Linked DNA regions of Homo sapiens: region 1 is linked to region 2. A link is a contact called in ENCODE Hi-C data. All regions are on one chromosome and are shown on one strand. The core of a region is the stretch at or near the end of the contact, and the rest is flanking DNA. Distances in the headings are between cores, read along the strand shown. Region 1 has its middle 57 kb from the start of GBE1. Region 2 has its middle 270 kb from the start of GBE1.

The links. A loop is a pair of places that touch in the nucleus more often than their neighbours do. Pooled maps may share reads with other maps.
Region 1: a map with no recorded cell type shows a loop between it and region 2 (4-fold over the local background). The contact joins two enhancer-like sites. A Hi-C loop is called at or near these places in 5 of 37 single-sample maps with no recorded cell type and 4 of 50 pooled maps.

Annotation. Positions count from the first base shown.
Region 1 is chr3:81,815,520-81,820,892 of GRCh38, reverse strand. No RefSeq gene overlaps it. Among named protein-coding and RNA genes, the nearest start is that of GBE1, 57 kb to the right of the region's middle. Within about 2 kb of position 3,757, at least 4 of the 41 ENCODE cell types and tissues checked have a DNase peak (open chromatin) inside an H3K27ac peak, as active enhancers do.
Region 2 is chr3:81,484,160-81,489,346 of GRCh38, reverse strand. No RefSeq gene overlaps it. Among named protein-coding and RNA genes, the nearest start is that of GBE1, 270 kb to the left of the region's middle. Within about 2 kb of position 3,771, at least 6 of the 41 ENCODE cell types and tissues checked have a DNase peak (open chromatin) inside an H3K27ac peak, as active enhancers do.

The DNA of each region.
Region 1 (5,373 bases), core at 2,508-5,007, 330 kb before region 2:
ATGAGTTCATATGAGATCTGCTTGTTTAAAAGAGCCTGACACCTCCTCCCTCTCTCTCTTGCTTCATCTCTTGCCGTATGATACACCAGCTCCCCCTTCACCTTCCACCATGACTGTAAGCTCCCAGAGGCCTTCACCAGAAGCAGATGCCAGCACCATGCTTCCTGTATAGCCTGCAGAACCATGGGCCAAAATAAATGTCTTTTCTTCATAAATAACCCAGTCTTAGGTATTTCTTTATAGTAACACAAAATGGACTAACATAGAAAATTGGTACTGAGAAGTAAGGCATTGCTATAAAGATATCTGAAGATGTGGAAGTACTTTGGAACTGGGTAACAGCAAGAGGCTGGAAGAGTTTGGAGGCCTCAGAAGATGATGGGAAGATGAGGGAAATTTTGGAACTTCTGAGGGACTGGTTAAATGGTTATAACCAAAATGCTAATAGAAATATGGACAGTGAAGGCCAAACTGAAGAGGTCTCAGATTGAAATGATGAACTTATTTGGAACAAAAGCAAAAATTATCCTTGTCACTCTGTAGCAAAGAACTTGGGTGCATTGTGTCCCTACCCTACGTATCTGTGGAAGTTTGAATTTAAGAATGATGATTTAGGATACCTGGCAGAAGAAATCTCTAAGCAGCCAAGTGTTAAAGAAGTAGCCTGGCTACTTCTAACAGCCAATGATAAGATATGGGAGCAAAGAAATGACTTAAAGTTGGAGCTTATGAATAAAAAGGAAGCAGAACATAAAGGTTATCTTGCAGTAATGACTGAGTTATCACACTATGAGTTCATGTGAGACTTGGTTGTTTAAAAGAGCCTAGCACCTCTTCCCTCTCTCTCTTGATTCCCCTCTTGCCATGTAATACATTGTATCAGCTTCCCTTCTCCCTTGTGCCATGATTGTAAGCTGCCTGAGCGCCCCCAGAAGCAGATGCCAACACATGCTTCCTGGATATCCTGCCAAGCCATAAGCCAAAATAAACCTCTTTTCTTCATAAAGTATTCAGTTTCAGGTGTTCCTTTATAGTAATGCAAACAGACTAACACAGAAGCCATGGCATGTACAAATATATACACACTTGCAGGCACCCTATTACACTGGCATACACATACTATACACATATGCACATAAACCTGCTTTAGAAATCATTATCTAATTGTGTGAGAGGGAAAGAGTTTTTATGAGAACATTTAGCATCTTAATTATGTCTGGTTTAAGTTAAAACCAAAATTTATATGAAGACGTTGAATTTCTTTAGTTTACAGGAAGAAGACACATTTTTCTAATTTATATGAAGAAGATAAATTTACAATAATTAATAGCAATCAATTATATAGCACTTATTATGTGCCAGGCTCTTCACTAAGCATTTTAGATGTATACACTCATTTAATTATTTCAAGAACTGATGATATATGTTCTATCATCATCCCCATTTAATAGATGAGGAAATTAAAGCACAGAGTTTAAAGGATTCAAACTTTGTTAAGCTTATGGAGCAATTCCCAACCTCAACTTCAGCCTCTCTCTGTCCCATGAGTTTTTATTTTTATAACACCTATATTTTAAAATTGTTGCATATGTATTTATCTGCATGTTTATTGCCTGTCTTTTCATATAATATATAATCCAAACATGTTTAATGAGTTAATGAATTTAATAAGAATCAATCATTTACCTAGCACTACATTAAGTACTGAGATAACATGTTGAATAAGATAGATCTGTCTTCCAGGAGATCATTTTATAATAGAGGAGAAGGATAAGTAAAGAAGTAATAAAATCACAATATAATAAATGCTCAGAAAAAGTTCTACTGTAGAGGATGGAAAATTAATGTCATTGAAGGGAAAAATATATCGATAAGGAAAGCATCTGGGAAGAGGATACACCATTTACAAAGCTATAGGAGCAATAACCAGTAAGAACAGTCAGTAATTGTATCCTTTGAAACATGGAGTAAATCTGGAGGGAATTTTCAAGAAATGATACTGGAGAGAGAGGCTGGGAAAAGGTCTCAAAGGAGTTTATGTACCACGCTAACAATGATCAGAAACATCATTCTGGCTAGATTGTAGAAGACAGGTTAGTGAACTGTAGGCTTAGTAGGAGAAACATCAATGACTAGGATGCCTTAGCTAGGGTAATGTTAAATGCTGTACAGATAACCCCAGACCTCATTGTTTCATCACAACAGAAGTTTCTTTTTTTCTCACAGAAAGTCCAAAATAGCTGTTTCTTATTGATGGGTGGATCTACATAAGTCAGGAATTCAGATCTAGGTTATATTCCCCATCTTTCTTGTTTTGGCTTTGTTCTGCCTTATTTGTTGTTCTTTTACTTAAATTTGGTCATCCTTTCTTTCATTTTGAATAAGGATCTTTTTGTAGACTATTAAGTTCCATAGAGTGGCAGAATACAGTAGTGTGTCTTAATCAACACTTATTTTTAATTCCTAGCATGCAGAGACTAGAAGAATAAGAAAAAAAAATGACACTTTCCAGATTCCCTTGCAGCTAAGGTTCAAGATATGACTTAGGTTTTGCACAGTGGCATAAGTATTTAATTTAGAACTTAGTCACATGAAAAGGCAGGCAATATAAAATCCATCTTACTGATACACCGTATTACTGATATAGTTACTGGCAGAGGTACCTATTCTAGAGCACCCAGTTATAAGAGCAGCTCCCTGATTCAGCAAGTTCCTGATCACAGCAGAGGCAACAGCTCCCTGGGTACTCCATTTCTGTGAAATGGTTTGGAGAGGTGTTTCAGCATTCAGCTTCAAACTTATTTTCAACTATCCCAGTGATTTATGAGCTACCATTATCTTTTAATAAATCACTTTCTGCTTTCATTAACTAGAGAGGATTCTGTTGTCTGTAACTAAAAACTTGGACCATTATGAGCTGCATCAGCTATATTAGCCAAAATAATACCCAAGGCAGTTTCACGTGAGCTACGTGTGTGTGTGTGTGTGTGTGTGTGTGTGTGTGTGTGTGCAGGTGGTGAGCTAGCTCCACACAAGCTAGCTCATCTTATATATAAAAGGCTATAAGGCAACAGCTACATCTTTGAAGAGTAGTGCCTACAGAAACTCTCATCCCCTTCACTCTCCTCTGTTGTGGCTTTTGGATTTCCTTTGCAATTTTCTTTTCTTTTCCAGTCAACTAATCCTTCCTGTGACTATCTCTTATCCCCAATTTTCTCTTGAATTTACCCAATAATAGCTGAGTAAACAGAATCAAGAAGATTATGATGAACAACTATGTTCATTCCACATAGCCCAGTCCCCTAGTTCTAGTGCATGGTTCTTATCAGGGAAGGGGTGACATTCCAAACTCAGACACTTGTTCTACCTCCCCATTCTTATTTTTTCACAAACAAGATCTTTGACTCTGAAGTAATCAAATTCCCAGGTAAGTCTCAGTCAAGTTTCATTCTAAAATATAAATTCATCTAACTTCAGTACTCAAAAGCCATCATTAGCATTTATTTATGTGTTCACAGATAGATCTAAATAGAAAATAATAGATCTAAAATTTAGGTGTCCATGCATTCTTGGAGAGAGGGGTGAGTAGGGAGAATAAATAACATAGCAGGACCATTTTTACCCAACTTCCCCATCCTACTCATACTTATTAGCCACTAAAGGCCCTGGAAAAAAATCTCAAAAGTCCCACGTGCTTGTGTAACCCACAGGGTATCAGACTGTGTGAAAGAGTTAAACAGTAACACCTGGTCCACTGCCTCCCAGAATGACTGTTTAACGTGCCAAGAAGAAAGGTCATGGCCTCCTTGTTTCTGCCCAGTCGAGTAGCTGTTTTCAGTTTGGGTTTTTTCCACCAAAGCGACTTTAAAACACTGCTCCCATAGCCACAACATGCATAAAGAACACAGACAAAGATTTCCGGGGATAGAATGACAGAGAATTGTAGCGTCACACAGCTCCAGCCAGCATTTGGCAGAGCATAATGGAGAAGAGTAAAACCTCCCATAGAATTCAATTGATAAAGACTCAGTACTTAAAGACTGCTTTGAGGCTGCGTATAATAAAATACCAGTGGAACAGGGAGCCTGGAATGCCTGGTGAGGCAGGGCTTTAATTTGTTTTACTGAGCAGAGTACCAGCTGCTTCTCTGTTTAAGCAGAGGTTAAAAAAAGAAAAAAAAAAGAAAGAAAGAAAGCTGTCTTGGAGCTGATCTTCTCTACTCTGTGCGGTTACACACTTATGCAAATGTAAGGCATAAAGTCACTCCTAAGTGAACAAATCTTCCACTAGATTTAGCAGGTTTCACCTAACTCTTGGTAATCAGAGCCCCCAACATGGGTGCACCAGTTTGCATAAGAAACTCTTGGTAAATAAAGAAAGCAAAATTTCAACCACTTTCCTGAGATGAGAAATTAGGAAAAGCCATTTAAATTAGGAAAAACCCAGGAGAAGATAGCCCTGACTAAATTCTGCTGACACATAAGATCCCTAAGGAGAGTTCGCTGTCAGGGAAGAGAGAGAGTATATATGGTTGACTTGGGCTCAGTGGAATTTCCTAAGGAGAGAAATTCCTTATTGTTCTAATTTATAACTGCAGAAACAGTGACAGAAAGCTATGATTTGGGGCTCAAATATGGAATACCAGCATAATCTGCCCAAGGATCTGAACCATTTAATGTATCATCACTAGAGAACCAATAATGTTCAATAGTAACCTATGGTAGCAAAGATGCAATGAACTGGTTGTACCTTTCTGGTATACTTCTTCCACTTGGCTTTCAGAAGCAGGGCTGACATGTGGTAGGCCAAGCCCAAGCCTTGAAGATCCAATGTCTTCTTGGCCTTATTTGTACTTGTGTACAGACTTCTTAGTATTACATTGTTGAAATGTTATGGTACAAGATAATGCAAATGACAAAGTAAAAATTGTAATACAGAACCTGGATCTGGAAGAAATGCTAAAGGCAACTTTTGCTCTTATATCAGGTAATTATTTCAGAGATGTGGAGTGTGGTTAGGATTTAATAAAGTTGGTGTGATGAACAGAACTTAAGGAAAACTCCAATGATTTGCACCTCCTGGTGTCTCTTTGTGTCCATGCCTTTATGTAATCTCCCATCTTGAGTGTATGTGGGACCTATGACTTGCTTCTGATCAATAAGATGAGGGAAAGGTGATAGGATGCCATTCTCATGATTATGTTATGTTACATGAGACTCAGTGTTAGCAGGATAGAGAAAGAGATTCTCCTTGCTGGCTTAATAAGTAAGCAGCCATGGGTAAGGAAGCCTACACAGCAAGAAACTGGAGGTGACTTGTAGGAACTGCAAGTGCCCTCTAGAACCTAAGGGTGGTCTCCAGATGACACCCAGC
Region 2 (5,187 bases), core at 2,522-5,021:
ATTATAATGCACTTATGGGACATAAAGTATCTGTTACTTTTTTAAAAAGAACAAATTTTTCCCTAATATTAATACTGACTGCTTGTTTTTTGTTTTTAGCCTGATTATTTGCAGTTAATTAGAAATGAGTTCTTTCATTAAAAACTCAGTAGGAGAGATAAGCAATAGAAACATTTTTACAGCCAAGCCTGTACTGTATATTAAACATCATCCTTAAACTGTTTTAAAATAAAGCCATGAGCATCTAAGTGTGAAAGGTGTTATTTACTTTAACTTCTAAACAGAATAGTAGTTTGATTTCCTGAAAGAATCAGCAGTGCCAGCTGATAATGATACATGCTGGGGAAAATTACTGAAAGTCATCTGTAATGGTTTTCCCATTGCATGGACATTATTAATATCTTAGCACTCACATGGTCTGTGTACTGTGAGAGTTATTGATTAAAACACAACGCAGAATCATGAAGCATGATATTTCATGTTGTAGTTTATAGTTCCTTAATTTTGCATGTGTTCTATATGAAGAGATATACTGTTTATTAGGTATAGTTTTTAAATTATAATAAATTATTTAACACCTGGAACACATTTACTTTTCATTTTGACCTCTGGCAAAGTGAGGAAGAACGGACTAATTATATGCCATATTTTCATTATATTGATTGATTTTGCTAATAGGTTCTTTAGATTTCACAGTCTAAAGTTAGGATTTAACAATGTAATGTAAGTTAATTGCCCCTGTCAAGTGCCCTTCTCCCCCACCCAGAAGAGCAATAAATGCATGTTGCTAGGTAGGAATTACAAAAACCCATACAAACAAATAAAATATTAAGAGTCCAAAATGGAAAGCAGTTGGGTTATATCACAGAATAGAGGACCTTTATGGAACATTCTAATATTCTAATATTTTTTACTGTAGGACTTTTCATTTATGTATCAGTAACATTCTCATTGTTATGTCATCTTCTAGGAAGTTCTTTATTGGCTAAATGTTTTCAATAATCAAAACAGAGAGTATGGCCATTTTCACGATATTGATTCTTCCTACCCATGAGCATGGAATGTTCTTCCATTTCTTTGTATCCTCTTTTATTTCATTGAGCAGTGGCTTGTAGTTCTCCTTGAAGAGGTTCTCCTTGAAGAGGTCCTTCACATCCCTTGTAAGTTGGATTCCTAGGTATTTTATTCTCTTTGAAGCAATTGTGAATGGGAGTTCACAAGGTAATTTATAGATTCAATGCCATCCCCATCAAGCTACCAATGACTTTCTTCACAGAATTGGAAAAAACTACTTTAAAGTTCATATGGAACCAAAAAAGAGCCCGCATCGCCAAGTCAATCCTAAGCCAAAAGAACAAAGCTGGAGGCATCATGCTACCTGACTTCAAACTATACTACAAGGCTACAGTAACCAAAACAGCATGGTACTGGTACCAAAACAGAGATATAGATCAATGGAACAGAACAGAGCCCTCAGAAATAATGCTGCATATCTACAACTATCTGATCTTTGACAAACCTGAGAAAAACAAGCAATGGGGAAAGGATTCCCTATTTAATAAATGGTGCTGGGAAAACTGGCTAGCCATATGTAGAAAGCTGAAACTGGATCCCTTCCTTACACCTTATACAAAAATTAATTCAAGATGGATTAAAGACTTAAACGTTAGACCTAAAACCATAAAAGCCCTAGAAGAAAACCTAGGCATTACCATTCAGGACATAGGCATGGGCAAGGACTTCTTGTCTAAAACACCAAAAGCAATGGCAACAAAAGCCAAAATTGACAAATGGGATCTAATTTAACCAAAGAGCTTCTGCACAGCAAAAGAAACTGCCATCAGAGTGAACAGGCAACCTACAAAATGGGAGAAATTTTTGCAACCTACTCATCTGACAAAGGGCTAATATCCAGAATTTACAATGAACTCAAACAAATTTACAAGAAAAAAACAACCCCATCAAAAAGTGGGCAAAGAACATGAACAGACACTTCTCAAAAGAAGACATTTATGCAGCCAAAAAAACACATGAAAAAATGCTCACCATCACTGGCCATCAGAGAAATGCAAATCAAAACCACAATGAGATACCATCTCACACCAGTTAGAAGGGCAATCATTAAAAAGGAAACAACAGGTGCTGGAGAGGATGTGGAGAAATAGGAACACTTTTACACTGTTGGTGGGACTGTAACTAGTTCAACCATTGTGAAAGTCAGTGTGGTGATTCCTCAGGGATTTAGAACTAGAAATACCATTTGACCCAGCCATCCCATTACTGGGTATATACCCAAAGGACTATAAATCATGCTGCTATAAAGACATATGCACACGTATGTTTATTGCAGCACTATTCACAATAGCAAAGACTTGGAACCAACCCAAATGTCCAACAATGATAGACTGGATTAAGAAAATGTGGCACATATACACCATGGAATACTATGCAGCCATAAAAGATGAGTTCATGTCCTTTGTAGGGACATGGATGAAATTGGAAATCATCATTCTAAGTAAACTATTGCAAGGACAAAAAACCAAACACTGCATGTTCCACTCATAGGTGGGAATTCAACAGTGAGAACACATGGACACAGGAAGGGGAACATCACACTCTGGGGACTGTTGTGGGGTGGGGGGAGGGGGGAGGGATAGCATTAGGAGATATACCTAATGCTAAATGATGAGTTAATGGGTGCAGCACACCAGCATGGCACATGTATACATATGTAACTAACCTGCACATTGTGCACATGTACCCTAAAACTTAAAGTATAATAATAATAAAATAAAATAAAATAAAAAGAGTTGCAATAATCAAGAGAATTGCAAAATTTTACTCTTGTAATGTGCCTTACAATGTTTTTTCTCTGACGTGTTTATTACCAACATCAGAAATGAATGACCTGTCTTTGTTGACTTTTTAAAAATAAATATTTTGCTGTTTCAATTTTTTATGTTCTAGAAAACATGAGTACAGATTTCTTGCTATCATTTTCTAATATTAGCAAACGAGTTCTAGTAGTTGCCCTATTATGCATAATAGGATTTACACCTAATGCTAGTGATGCATAAGGTTTTCATTTAATAAATAGCCTACTCAGAAAATACCATAGCTCATAATAGCCAAAAACTGAATTGTAAACATTTCTCCTAGAATGTTTCCCACTTTATACCACTTGAACTCTGAGGGTCAACTTTTCTCATATTCTCTTTTCTATAAATGTAATGTTTCTCACTTTGCCCTGTTCTTAGCTGACGTGTGTATCTCTAACCTAAAATGAGGGAGTTAGCCACCATGTTCCTCAAGTTCAAAAACTAACCAGTGATAATAAATTGACTTTTCTTGTAACAGCTGTAAAAGAATGCAAGTTTTTTTTTCTTTCTCTGACTGAAGCACTCCCCTTAGCAATACCAATTCAACATTTGTCACCCATCAGGGTTATAGCCATTGCTATGGGGATCATACAGGAGGTTGTCTGAATAAGAAGCCTGTTCTTCAAATAATACAGAAGAGAGTGGAAGCGAGTGCAGACAGATCGTGGGGGAAGCGATGAAAGGCCATGTGTTTCCCTCTCGCATTCAGCTTTCAGTTTCTGGAAAAGTATCTTTTCTGTCTCTGGTCGTGAAGCCATTGAATCTGGTGATGAAAGCAATGTAAAATTGCTTCCTTATTGCTTTTCCTATGTAGAATGAGCTGGAACAGACAGACCTGATAGAGTCCAAAACAGTGAATCAGCTTTCTGGCTGGCCTTGTGCCTCTCAGACTATTTCTTTTTACTATTTTGAGTCATGCCCTAAACTTGAGGTCTTCAGAGTAGTGAGTTTCATTTCCCTCTCTATTCCTTACAAGGGGACAAGCACTGAGCTAGGTAGAATATTCTGATGAAAGAAAATAGCATAGCAATGTCATGTCCTTTAAGCAGTAGAGTTCATTTATCATTCACAATGTGTTAGAATAGAAATGTAGATAAATTTTCTAACTAAAGCCAGCCTTTAGGGGGGAAAAAAATCAAATGAACTCCCTGCTAATTTTTCTGCCCTATTATCTTATTAATGGTGATTTGTAGAGAATTTCAGAGAAACGTTCATACTTCAGGGCAGAATTTCTTAATTGGTAGTGTGAGGAATTATAATACAGTAGCTGTAAGTGTTTTTGTCTCCATAAAGTGTTACATCTGGATTTTAACTCTTGGCAAAAACTGTGCAGAGAAAGCAATGTTTATGTACATTAAAAAAATGTATTTTGTGTTAGATATGCTTATGCTAACAACATGTCTTTCAGAAGCTTACTTATGACTTACAGTTTTTCTTGTCATTTCTGCTGGACCAGAGAGAGGTGTTTGGCCCTTATATATGCTGTGTAAACTGTTTTACCCAGAAACCTGAACTGTATTTTAAAAGAATAGTATGATATAGTGGTCAGGAGAGGTGGGCTCAAGTTGCAGCTCTTCATGCTCAGTGCCTCATTGCTTATGTTTCCTCTTGGAACATACGGATGTCCCAGTGAATTCCTTTCCCCTACGGTCGATGTAATGCCCCCTTAGTGTTCAGCTACTCCAGGCTTTGCACTAATATAGCCCAACCTTGTGAATGACATTTAACAATATCTCTATGGTAACCAAGAGGGCAATGTAAACTGTATACAAACTGAAATAGCCTTAGATCCCATCATAGCAACCAAGTGTTGAGGTTCTCTATTTCGTTCCCTCTTCCCCTCCTACTCGCAACCTAGGTAGACTACAGGCAGAAGGAATAATTGACAGAGGAAGCAAGAATTGCAAAAGAGAGCTCATAGGTAGAAACAGTTTGGTTCATCTTTTTTTGTTATGAAAGTCTGTACTCTCAAGAACACACATTGTTATTAATAAATGTTTATACAACTAGATGTTAATTTCTTGAAGATGGGGGAGGGATATCAACCATTGGCCTGAAATTTCAACAGCTGTCTGGTAGTAACAGTAAGGAAATACAAAACAGAAAATCGACAAAAATGCTATCACACCAAATTACTTTGCCACACAAGAATATGAATTAAATGAAGTAAGTGTTCAAATTCTTTATGCATACTTGTCTAAGGTAATACAGGAAATAGAAAGCTGTAAATGTGTGAATAAACTCATCCAACATATACATATTATAACATATGAATGTGTGAAAAAACACATATATAATTTGTAAGTCA